2 separate regions of the Homo sapiens genome follow, and region 1 is linked to region 2. Evidence: chromatin loops called from intact Hi-C (ENCODE). Cell type or tissue: Caco-2. All regions are shown on one strand. Each heading gives the region's core, and the rest is flanking DNA. Links, peaks and the distances in the headings are about the cores only. Region 1 has its middle 18 kb from the start of OR4F6. Region 2 holds the start of LOC124903563 (a long non-coding RNA gene).

The links. Peaks named below come from ENCODE experiments on the same cell type or tissue, not always from the same donor. Only the 100,000 strongest peaks of a DNase experiment are listed, where the experiment ranks them.
Region 1: a loop joins it to region 2, with 15 times the contacts of the local background. A loop is called at or near these places in 5 of 110 quality-filtered maps.

The regions. Positions count from the first base shown.
Region 1 is chr15:101,783,007-101,788,389 of GRCh38, forward strand. No RefSeq gene overlaps it. Among named protein-coding and RNA genes, the nearest start is that of OR4F6, 18 kb to the right of the region's middle. In Caco-2, for the core only: no CTCF peak of the experiment used is centred there; no DNase peak of the experiment used is centred there.
Region 2 is chr15:99,788,683-99,794,065 of GRCh38, forward strand. It overlaps LOC124903563 (a long non-coding RNA gene), which reads left to right and starts at 2,874. Exons shown (of 3, transcript XR_007064776.1): 1 at 2,874-2,959; 2 at 3,697-3,797; 3 at 3,887-5,383. It also overlaps the pseudogene DNM1P46 and the pseudogene RN7SL484P. In Caco-2, for the core only: no CTCF peak of the experiment used is centred there; a DNase peak (open chromatin) is centred at 2,299.

The DNA of each region.
Region 1 (5,383 bases), core at 68-5,067, 2.0 Mb after region 2:
GTGAAACTTCATCTCAAAAGAAATAAAATAAAATAAAATACAAAATAAATTTAAAGAGCTTTCAATTTAATAAGCACTCAAAGCTCTTTACCGGTTTAAAACAAATACAAGGCCCATTTTTCTAGAATCACCTGGCCTTTCTAAGCCTTGCAAATGAAACTGAATTTCTCACTTGATACTTGCCTGTGACTTGCAATCATGAAAACCAAGAATTGTGTTATGTCACTGTGTACTGCTTGTTACCTGAAATCCACACTAGGCTGGGATCAAGGGTTGAATCTTTCAGATTTGCTCCATAACCTGTGTGCTTCTTATCCCAGACCAAACCAAGTTTTTGTCTAGAGTTCTGCAATTTATAGTTAGTAGAGAAGAGTAATGTAGTCTCTGGACTAGCAGCACCAGCAGCACCTGAGAACTCTTTATAAGTGCAAATTCCCAGGCCCTACCCTGGACCTGGTGAATCAGAAACTCTGGAGTAGGGATCAGCAATCTTTGCTGCAGTAATCCCTCCAGCTGTTTAAGAACCTCTGCCATACAGCAGGTAGAAAAATGTGTTTCCTTCTGTAGGTCCAAAGCCAGGGATACCATATGTTCTGTCTTGATACGAAACAATGACATCCAATTAAAACATATAACACATAACTCTCCTTCCTACTCCCACCCTCCATCCAATGTGTTTTATTTTTATGAGTTCCATAAGAAAACAAGTGGCAATCAGAGGTTTACTCTAAAAAGTATGTTTACAAGTATCAGTTCTCATCCAGCCTGATCTCATACAAAACCATTTACATCCTCTTACTGCTAAAGCTTTAAAAAAGTATCTTCACAATGTAAGACTCAGGCACACTAGGAGTTCTGTAATAAAACACCAAGTAGAATGGAATGTCCAAACTTACTAGAGAAGAAAAGTGGAATCATTGGCTGTATTTTCAAATTGCATTCAAAGGAAATTTAAGTTCTGAATTTGTTCACCTTCATACTTCCAAGTTAATAGAATTCAACCAGAACACTCCATTCCTTCAAAGCCTCTAGCCTGGCAAAGTTTTACTGTATTACTTCTTACTTTCAATGGATATAAAGCAGAGTCCTGGTAGGCACATTTTGTATACCTGCAAAGATGCAGAACTAAACAGTTCCATCTCTTCCATATTAAAACAAAAGTCCTGTAAACCTTGGGTGTTGAGTGTAATACTTCAGCACTAGCACCAAAGCCTCAAATAAGAAAAGATACCAAGAACACCACTAGTGAACAAAACTAAACTCTCGGCTGGGAGCAGTAGTTCGCACCTGTAATCCCAGCACTTTGACAAGCCAAGGTGGGAGGATTACTTGAAGTCAGGAGTTCAAGACAAGCCTAGGCAGCATAGCGAATTCACATATCCACAGAAAATTTTAAAAAATAGCTAGGTGTGGTGGCGCACATCTGTAGTCCTAGCTACTCGGCAGGCTGAGGTGGGAAAATTGCTTCTGCCCAGGAATTTGAGGCTGCAGTAGCTAAGACTATGGCACTGCACTCCAGCCTGGGTGACAGAGCAAGACCTAGATAATTACATTATCTCCTGCTCCTGTTTACATTAAAATCACCAAGTTAAAATGCTTTGAAATTTGACAGGATAAAAATTAAGTGAAATGTGACTCTGGAGTTTGGAGAGAGAAAGAAAGAAGGAAGGAAGGAAGGAAGAAAGGAAGGAAGGAAGGGAGGGAGGGAGGGAAGGAGGGAGGGAAGGAGGGAGGGAGGGAAAGAAAGAAGGAAGGAAGGAAGAAGGGAGGGAAGGGAGGGAGGGAGGGAAAGAAAGAAGGAAGGAAGGACAAAAGGAAAAGGAAAAAGGAAAGGAAGAAGGAAGGAAGGAAAAGGAAAGAAAGGAAGGAAACGAAGGAAAGGAAGGAAACAAAGAAAAAAGAAAAGAAAGGAAAGGAAAAAAAGGAAAGGAAAGGAAAAAAAGGAAAGGAAAGGAAATGAATTAATATACATCCAACCATTAAAAATGATGACGCCAGAAAATACTGCCACAGAAATATGCCCAAAATATAGTAAGTGACAAAAGGCTATCTATTAAGATTCTACTTTTTAAAATGTTTACATGCATAAAAAAGTATAAAAAGCAACAAACCAGAATGTTTTGAGCGGCAGAGATTTTTCTAATATTTGTCATCCAAATTATTATAATCAGGGAGAAGTGTTTTCATTTATTTATATTTAAATCTCTTTTCTTTTTCTTATTTTTTCTCCCATATGTATCCCATGTAGGCTAGAATCCCCGCCTCTTGAGGGAAACCAGCCCATTTTTGGAAAGTGCCCTACATAAAGCTGCCCATCTTCCTTTGAAGAGATCTGGAGACATTTTTGTTTCAAATTGTTTTATTGTTCTCAGTATATATATGTTTTTAATATATGAAATTGAGGAAAAGAGAAAGGAAAGGCTGACTCCCTACCACCCTCTTGGGGCTACTCTTCCAATTTTTGCTGCTATTATTATGTATTAATATTCACTGGGTACTAAGAAGATGGGCAACCCCTTAGATCCTTTTTTCTTATCTCTTTCTCATAATCCTACTTCATTCCTTCATTCACTTATTTTTAAAAGGGTCATATGTACAAATATATAGTCCAGAAAAATTTTAAATATAACTATCTATAAAAGTATGTGACAAAATCCCATTCACAGTCTTATTCTCCTTCCACAGCCACTTTTAATTCATTTCTTGTATATCATTTCAGAATTTATCTTTGCAAATACACATGTATATTCTTATTCTACCCTTCTCTCTCAACACAAAAAGTAGCATACCACACATACGATACCATTCCTTCTCCCTTTTAAAAAAACACACAGAATACATCCAAGTTCTAGGTGAGTACAGAGTCTTTCTCATTCTTCTTTTCAGCTACACAGTATGCATCATTTGGATGTACCTCAGTTTACTTAACCAATTCCCTTTTGGCAGACACTGAAATCATCCCTATCATACTATTACAGGCAATAATGCCAAGCATAACCACCTACACACACCAAGTTCATTGCTGAATCTGCCTTTGATGAAGCCTCTGTTTGAATCACCATAACGTCACAAGGCTGAAAAGTTAGCCCCTTTTTTAGTTTTCATTATGTACAGCAGTATGTAGCAAAAGACTCCCTCGGGCAAAGGAAATGTACTCTTTGGGGATTTACTTCATAACAATAAATGGATAAACAGAACACCAAGGAGAACTGTTTATATTTAACCATGAACATGTATGTATACAATACATGCATACGCATAGAAAGTATAAAATAAATAAATTCATCAAAGCATTAAGCATTGTCTCAGTATGGTGGATCTAGGGAGTGCTTTGTAGACCGCCCTCTTTGCCTATCCTTTCTAATTTCACAACGGTAAATACGTATACTTTTGCAATATAAAATTTCAAAAAATGTTAACTCAAATTAAGCTGCATGTAGCCCTTCGGTCTGTCCTACATTTGTATGATGCTCCAGAGTGCTCAAATAACACTTCATAAAAAAATTTATTTCTTCAAAAACTTACTTTTGTGAAGATTTCTGTGAATGTCTATGTGTTAGATATTCACTATGTGAACATCAAAGTGAAGAAGCTCAGGCATTTGCATGCTTGACTCATAAGGAGACTCGAAATGTGGAGCTGGAGGGTGAAATAAGGGCTCACCTGTTCCCAGACTTGCCACAATAGGTGGTTCTGTTTTTACAGAAAGTGAGTGATGCAGAAATATTTTGACAGCTCATTTGTTCAATCATTGTGTTCCTTTGGACTTAGATTCCAGATAATTGGGACCCTCTTAGCTGGTGGCTAGCATGAATGAAGTATTGTTGTAAAAATGCGAACGAAGGTACATATATGAATGGAAGCGTATTTTGCCCAGAAACCATCGGTTTGGGATTCTGAAAGATCAGGAATGAAATGCTAGGCCCATAACTTCCTCCAGTGTGATCTTGGACATATTACTCCTTCTGTATTTATTTTAGATTTTTCAACCTTAAAATGAGTACAATAATATCATCTTAATCTTTCCTTTCACTTCTATCCGCTTCTCTTTCTAGGAATATTTATTGGAAGTTTGTTCTCTTTCCACTTGGCTGGCTGCTTTAAGATACAAGTTGAGTAAAACCAGTGCTACTCCTGGTCTGCTGGGAATTTCAGGCTAGTAAGGTTGTTATGAAGATTAAATAAGATAACATAAGTAAGTTAGTTCATGTGCAGTGTTTCAATAAGTATTGAGACCCTTTCTTCTTCTGAAAGGTTTATGAATCTCTTAGGGCATTCTATTCAGAAGATCCAAATACCTCTTGCCAGTTGCCCAAATAGAACAACTTGTTCAGAGCCTAGGAGAGCAGGGTCAATAGATGAATACTTTACAACACCTAAGAAGTTTAACAGACACTTAATTCTGGTCTTTAAATGACTTTATTTTGTTGCTTATTTGTAGATGACTATATAGAGTGACAAAAAAGTGGAATACACTATCCGAGCTATAATAAGATAGATCTTGTAAGTGTAAGCATTTTAGACATCAACTCAGTATAAATTTTGACTTGAATGGAAATGTTATGTCTGAGGGTTCCCAGTTTTGCTAATGACACACTTAATTGACAATATAATTGTGACACTGAAGAGTGTGAAATTAAAATCTTAAGAAGTATGCAAACTAATAGCATGATTCTCTGTGTGAACAAAGCGGTTTAACTGAATAGTACCTTATTTATGATTGGCTTTTCATACCTAGATAATTCTGTCTGGTATCTAATGGAAAAACTGATCTAAAAATGATTAACGACCATTTGCCACTTTAATAAAAATTGTCAAAAACAGATATTGATGATATTTCTAAAAATTATTAAGGGGAATAGAGCAGCATTTCACAACTAGATTCCAAGGATTGTGGTCTGGACAGCACAAACCACATATTTTCATCCATTGTCTAGATCTTTATTAGGTCTAATGCATTTATAATATTTTTGCAAGCTTATATTTTTAATTATTGCTAGTACCTCAATGCCCAATACAGATGATACAACTAACCAGTAACCAATAAGATACAGACTTTGAGTTTTGTGTTTCAGGAGTTATGGGTTGCAGTGTTTTTATTTATACTCGGTGACACTGTTTCTCTTCAGCTCCAGTGTAGTGATTGAAGCCTTCTACCAGGCAGAGGACTAGGTGACTAAGTATGTATGGCATGGGCCGCAGAATAGACAAGACTTAGTCCTGTGCTTTTGGACTAATGGTCTGGTGTGCTGACCAAATAAGCATTTCAACACAAGTGATTCTCATCAGTATCATGATGTGTTCTCTTAACAGATTGAGAATTTTATTTTTCAAATAGGAAATGGCTAATTTATTTTAAACTATGTATCATATTATACTTTCA
Region 2 (5,383 bases), core at 248-5,247:
TGCAACCTCAAATTCCTGGGCAGAAGCAATTTTCCCACCTCAGCCTGCCGAGTAGCTAGGACTACAGGTGTGTGCCACCCTGCCCAGCTATTTTTTAAAATTTTTTGTGGAGATGTGAATTTGCTATGCTGCCTAGGCTTGTCTTGAACTCCTGACTTCAAGTAATCCTCCCGCCTTGGCTTGTCAAAGTGCTGGGATTACAGGTGCGAACTACTGCTCCTGACCGAGAGTTTAGTTTTGTTTGCTAGCGGTGTTCTTGGTATCTTTTCCTATTTGAGGCTTTGGTGCTAGTGCTGAAGTATTAAACTCACCACCCAAGGTTTACAGGACTTTTGTTTTAATATGGAACAGATGGAACTGTTTAGTTCTGCATCTCTGCAGGTATACAAAATGCCTACCAGGACTCTGCTTTATATCCATTGAAAGCAAGAAGTAATACAGTAAAACTTTGCCTGGCTAGAGGCTTTGAAGGAATGGAGTGTTCTGGTTGAATTCTATTAACTTGGAAGTATGAAGGTGAATAAATTTGGAACTTAAATTTCCTTTGAATGCAATTTGAAAATATAGCCAATGATTCCACTTTTCTTCTCTAGTAAGTTTGGACATTCCAATCTACTTGGTGTTTTATTATAGAACTCCTAGTGTGCCTGAGTCTTACATTGTGAAGATACTTTTTTAAAACTTTAGCAGTAAGAGGATGTAAATGGTTTTGTATGAGATCAGGCTGGATGAGAACTGATACTTGTAAACATACTTTTTAGAGTAAACCTCTGATTGCTGCTTGTTTTCTTATGGAACTCATAAAAATAAAACATATTGGATGGAGGGTGGGAGTAGGTAGGAGAGTTACGTGTTATGTGTTTTAATTGCATGTCATTGTTTCGTATCAAGACAGAACATATGGTATCCCTGGCTTTGGACCTAGAGAAGGAAACACATTTTTCTACCTGCTGTATGGCAGAGGTTCTTAAACAGCTGGAGGGATTACTGCAGCAAAGATTGCTGAGCCCTACTCCAGAGTTTCTGATTCGCCAGGTCCAGGGTAGGGCCTGGGAATTTGCACTTATAAAGAGTTCTCAGGTGCTGCTGGTGCTGCTAGTCCAGAGACTACATTACTCTTCTCTACTAACTGTAAATTGCAGAACTCTAGACAAAAACTTGGTTTGGTCTGGGATAAGAAGCATACAGGTTATGGAGCTAATCTGAAAGATTCAACCCTTGAGCCCAGCCTAGTGTGGAATTCAGGTAACAAGCAGTACACAGTGACATAACACAATTCTTGGTTTTCATGATTGCAAGTCACAGGCAAGTATCAAGTGAGAAATTCAGTTTCATTTGCAAGGCTTAGAGAGGCCAGGTGATTCTAGAAAAATGAGCCTTGTATTTGTTTTAAACCAGTAAAGAGCTTTGAGTGCTTATTAAATTGAAAGCTCTTTAAATTTATTTTGTATTTTATTTTATTTTATTTCTTTTGAGATGGAGTTTCGCTCTGTCACCCAGGCTGGACTGCAGTGGTGTGAGCTTGGCTCACTGCAAACTCCGTCTCCCGGGTTCAAGTGATTCTACTGCCTCAGCCTCCTGAATAGCTGGGATTACAGGCACCCACTACCTCACCTGGCTAGTTTTTGTATTATTAGTAGAGATGGGGTTTCACCATGTTGGCCAGGCTGGTCTCGAACTCCTGACTTCAGGTGATCCACCCGCCTCGGGCTCCCAAAGTGCTGGGATTACAGGCGCAAGCCACCGCATCTGGCCCAAAAGCTTTGTGTTGTTACAGATATTAGACATGTTTCTTGTTTAAGAAAAAATTTTTTAACAATAACATAGGAGAATAAGAGAAACCTTTTTCCAAAAAAAAGAAACTTGTGATTATTTTATCTTATTGGAATGTTGGATAATATAGTCTGCTTCGTTAATCATCAAGCATGCTATGGATTTTCCATTTTTATAGGATCTTTATCTCAGTTATGGTAATACTGGTAATTTTTGTACTGTGTTTGAAGATGAAAAATATAGGCCAAAATCGTAGACCTTGCATAGAAGCTGGATAATGAAGACAGCTCTGGAGGAACACATAGATACACACACACACACATATACATAAAGTATACACACATATATTTTTTAAAGTTTTAAAGCTTTTAAAGCAAAAGCCGGCCCCTCCCCTCTCCCAGAGGGGGCGGCCCCTCCCCTCAGAGTAGGCGGGGACAGCAGTTGCATGGACAGCTTTCCTTGTGAGCCACAGGTCCCTCTGGACATACTGCTGCCTGGCCACACCCCCTTTCCCTTTCATCTTTGTCATTGACCAATGGGCTTGGAGCATTAAGGCCACGCCCCTGTTCTGCATTCTATGGGGGCCCTAGTTGTGCCTCCTCGGGCTCAGTCACACAGCTGCCTGGTAGGCAAGTGGAGGTGTTCATCAGTGCTCACTGGGATTTTGCTCACGTGGCCCCAACCCCGCCTCCCTCCCCACCCCGCAATGGCAGAAGAAACTCAACAGAGCAAATTGGCCGCAGCAAAGAAAAAGGCAAAGGTTGGAAGAGACCTTTAGAACAGCTGGTCCCTATGCCGACCGGGTGCCCGCACTAAGTTTGGCATCAATATGATGTCCTCCTGGGAGCGGGGGGCCACCAAGTTGCCTAAGGATGGCTGAACTGGCCCAGGTCAGAAAGGGAGCGGGTCAGAACTCCCACATCGACTGGTAGTGGGACTATGCCTGATCTTGGTTCTTAAAAGTAAAAATAAAGAACAGCAGCTGCTCTCTGGGTAGTGGCTGGCTCAGTGTTACACAGTGAGGGTGGAGGCAGAGGTGGGCCCACAGTACCTCCCTTATTGGGCTGTCTGAGGACCCTTCTGGCCACCCCCCACAGGAGATAGAGGAGGACATCTGGACAGTGAGGAGGAGGCACCTCGGCCCATGCCAAGCAACCCAGAGGACCTGGAGAGCTGGGAGGCCACGGTGAGCCTGACTCCCCCTGTACCCATTTTGCCACCTTCCTCTGTGGTCCCTCCAAGACCCCTTTATGCTCTTGGTTTCCCTGCCTTCTGATTTCTCTGGACCCTCATCCCTTCCAGGAGCCAGTGGTCAGACACCATTTCACCTGTGACCAACAGATGCACTCTCTGAGGCCCCAAGGGAAGAGGCTGCACTCCACCTCTCTGCCCCGTTCGTTCTGTGTATGCCCCTACAAGAATGCTCACCTCTTGCCCTCAGGTTGCATTTTTCAACTCCGCTGGAGCCAATGCCCAGGAGGAGCAGGCACGGTTATGAGAGCAGGTGAAAGAGCAGAGGGTGTGCTGCCAGCGCATGGCTCACCTGGTGGCCTCGGCCCAGCAGAAGCCAGAGGCAGCGGTCCCAGCCCCAGTGACTAGGGGCCAGTCTGTGAGTGGGGAGACCCACCGGGCCATGCAGGAGGTCATGGAGAAGCTGGAGGTGACTGAGTCCTGGCATGGGCCAAGAAGGGCAGGGGTGGGTGTTGCTGCCGAGATGTGACCCCATTATTTTGGCTCCAGAGTGGCCTTATGGACCTCCTGGAGGAGAAGGTGGACCTGAGGGAGCGAGCGGAGAAACTAGAACTTCGATTCATCCAGTACTGGAAAGACAGAAGTCATCAGTTAGTGGGAGGCCAGGGCACGGCAGGGGGAGCTGCAGGGCCGTCGGAGGGACCTCAGCGTCTGAGCCCTGTCCTCCTGCAGGAAAGTTCATCACCCTAGAACACAGCCAGGGGGCAGTGCCAAAGATGCGGCAACTGGAGGAGGACATCATCAGGCTGGCCCAGGACATGGAGGAGATGAAGGTAGGGTGTGCAACATCTCTGCAGGGGTGGGGGTGGGCGTGAGGGTGGGCGCCGGTAGATGCATAACAGCTGAGCACCCCTCCCTCCAGGTGAAGCTGCTGGAGCTGCTGGAGAAGATGTTGCGGCTTGTGGTGACTACAACGAGGGACACAGCAAATTCCCGGCCACTGCCCTGAAGCTTGCTGATGAGCCTGGTCCAGGAGCCCCAGCCCCCCAGGAGCTTGTGGGTGCTGATAAGCATGGTGGTGAGTAGAGTCCTCAGGCAGGGTGGGCAGGCAGGGGCAGGGGAGGCTCTCACTGCACTCGGATCCCCACCTCCTTCTCTCCAAAGATCTTTGTGAGGTGAGCCTCACTGACAGCGTGGAGCACCCAGGCTTGTGCAGCAACTCCCGTATGCCATTCTTTTGCTGGGCTTGGCTGCTGAGAAGAAGGAGATAAACATCACCATCATCAAAGAGCTGCTCAAGAAATTTTAAAAAAGGAAACAAAGTTATGGGGTTCATCTCCTACCCAATTCATTTACTTCATTTGAATGTTAGAGCCACTCATGATTATTTGTAATTTATAGTTTATTTGTAAAAAGTTAAAGGAGAGTGGGTCTCTGTGGCTTTCACTGATGTTTACTCTGGCATCCTTCAGCATTTTTCTTTTTTAGTTTCATAGTTGTAGGTCATTAGCATGCATATCGAGTTTGCCCTTACGTGGTGGGAGTTCAAATACACAAAGACCCACTATTTGCACAAAATTATTATTGCTGGTTTGGAATAGGCTGCCATGCTTTTTTAATGTTATCGCAGCATGTATGTTCATTACGGAATTCAGATAAAATTTGCTTATGTTCTGCTATTGTTTGATCTAATCTTAATCACAGTGAGCTCTTCATTAGCTCAATATGTGGTTTGCCCCCAGGTGTGCACTGTTTATTACTTTGTAATATGCCACTATGAGTACTGACATTTAGAGTTGTTTAAAGGCCGAGAACTGGAAACAGCCTTTCCCCTATTTTCTGTGTATTGGTGATGGGAGTAATAACATTTTGGGGGAGCTTTTAAAATCTCACAGAAGAGGAAAGTGGCCTGCTGTGGCAGGTTTGTGCAGGATAGAGTGTGTTTCATTTGTTCCGGTGCCAACAATTAGCGCTGTACTATGGTAGTTCCCTTCGGATTTGTATGTGCTCTGGGCTCATGAAGATATTGCATCATGAGCTGCAGCAGTTGTACTCTTTCTCGATGACCTAAAAACTGATCATTTCTGAGGAACGAAAGGCTCCCTTCATTGACTGTAGATGTGGAAAACCTTTCCTAGCTTAGAGCATTTGTGTCTATAATACATTTTAAAGTCAGAGTTGATGTTACCTGTTTTAATCACATGACCACATGTCCCAGTACACAAAAGAGTGCTGGCTGGCATTCTTCTTATTTAGTAAAGATCATAAGAAATCCTTTAGGAGTTTAAATGTCCCTGGAACAGGCATACAGGCTCTAGTCAAGAATGAATTAGAGTGAAGGAAAGCTTGTGACACCTGGCATTCCTCTCTGTTCATGGAGCTTCTTTGAGGCTTGAAGATTGATTTTTACCATCTACAC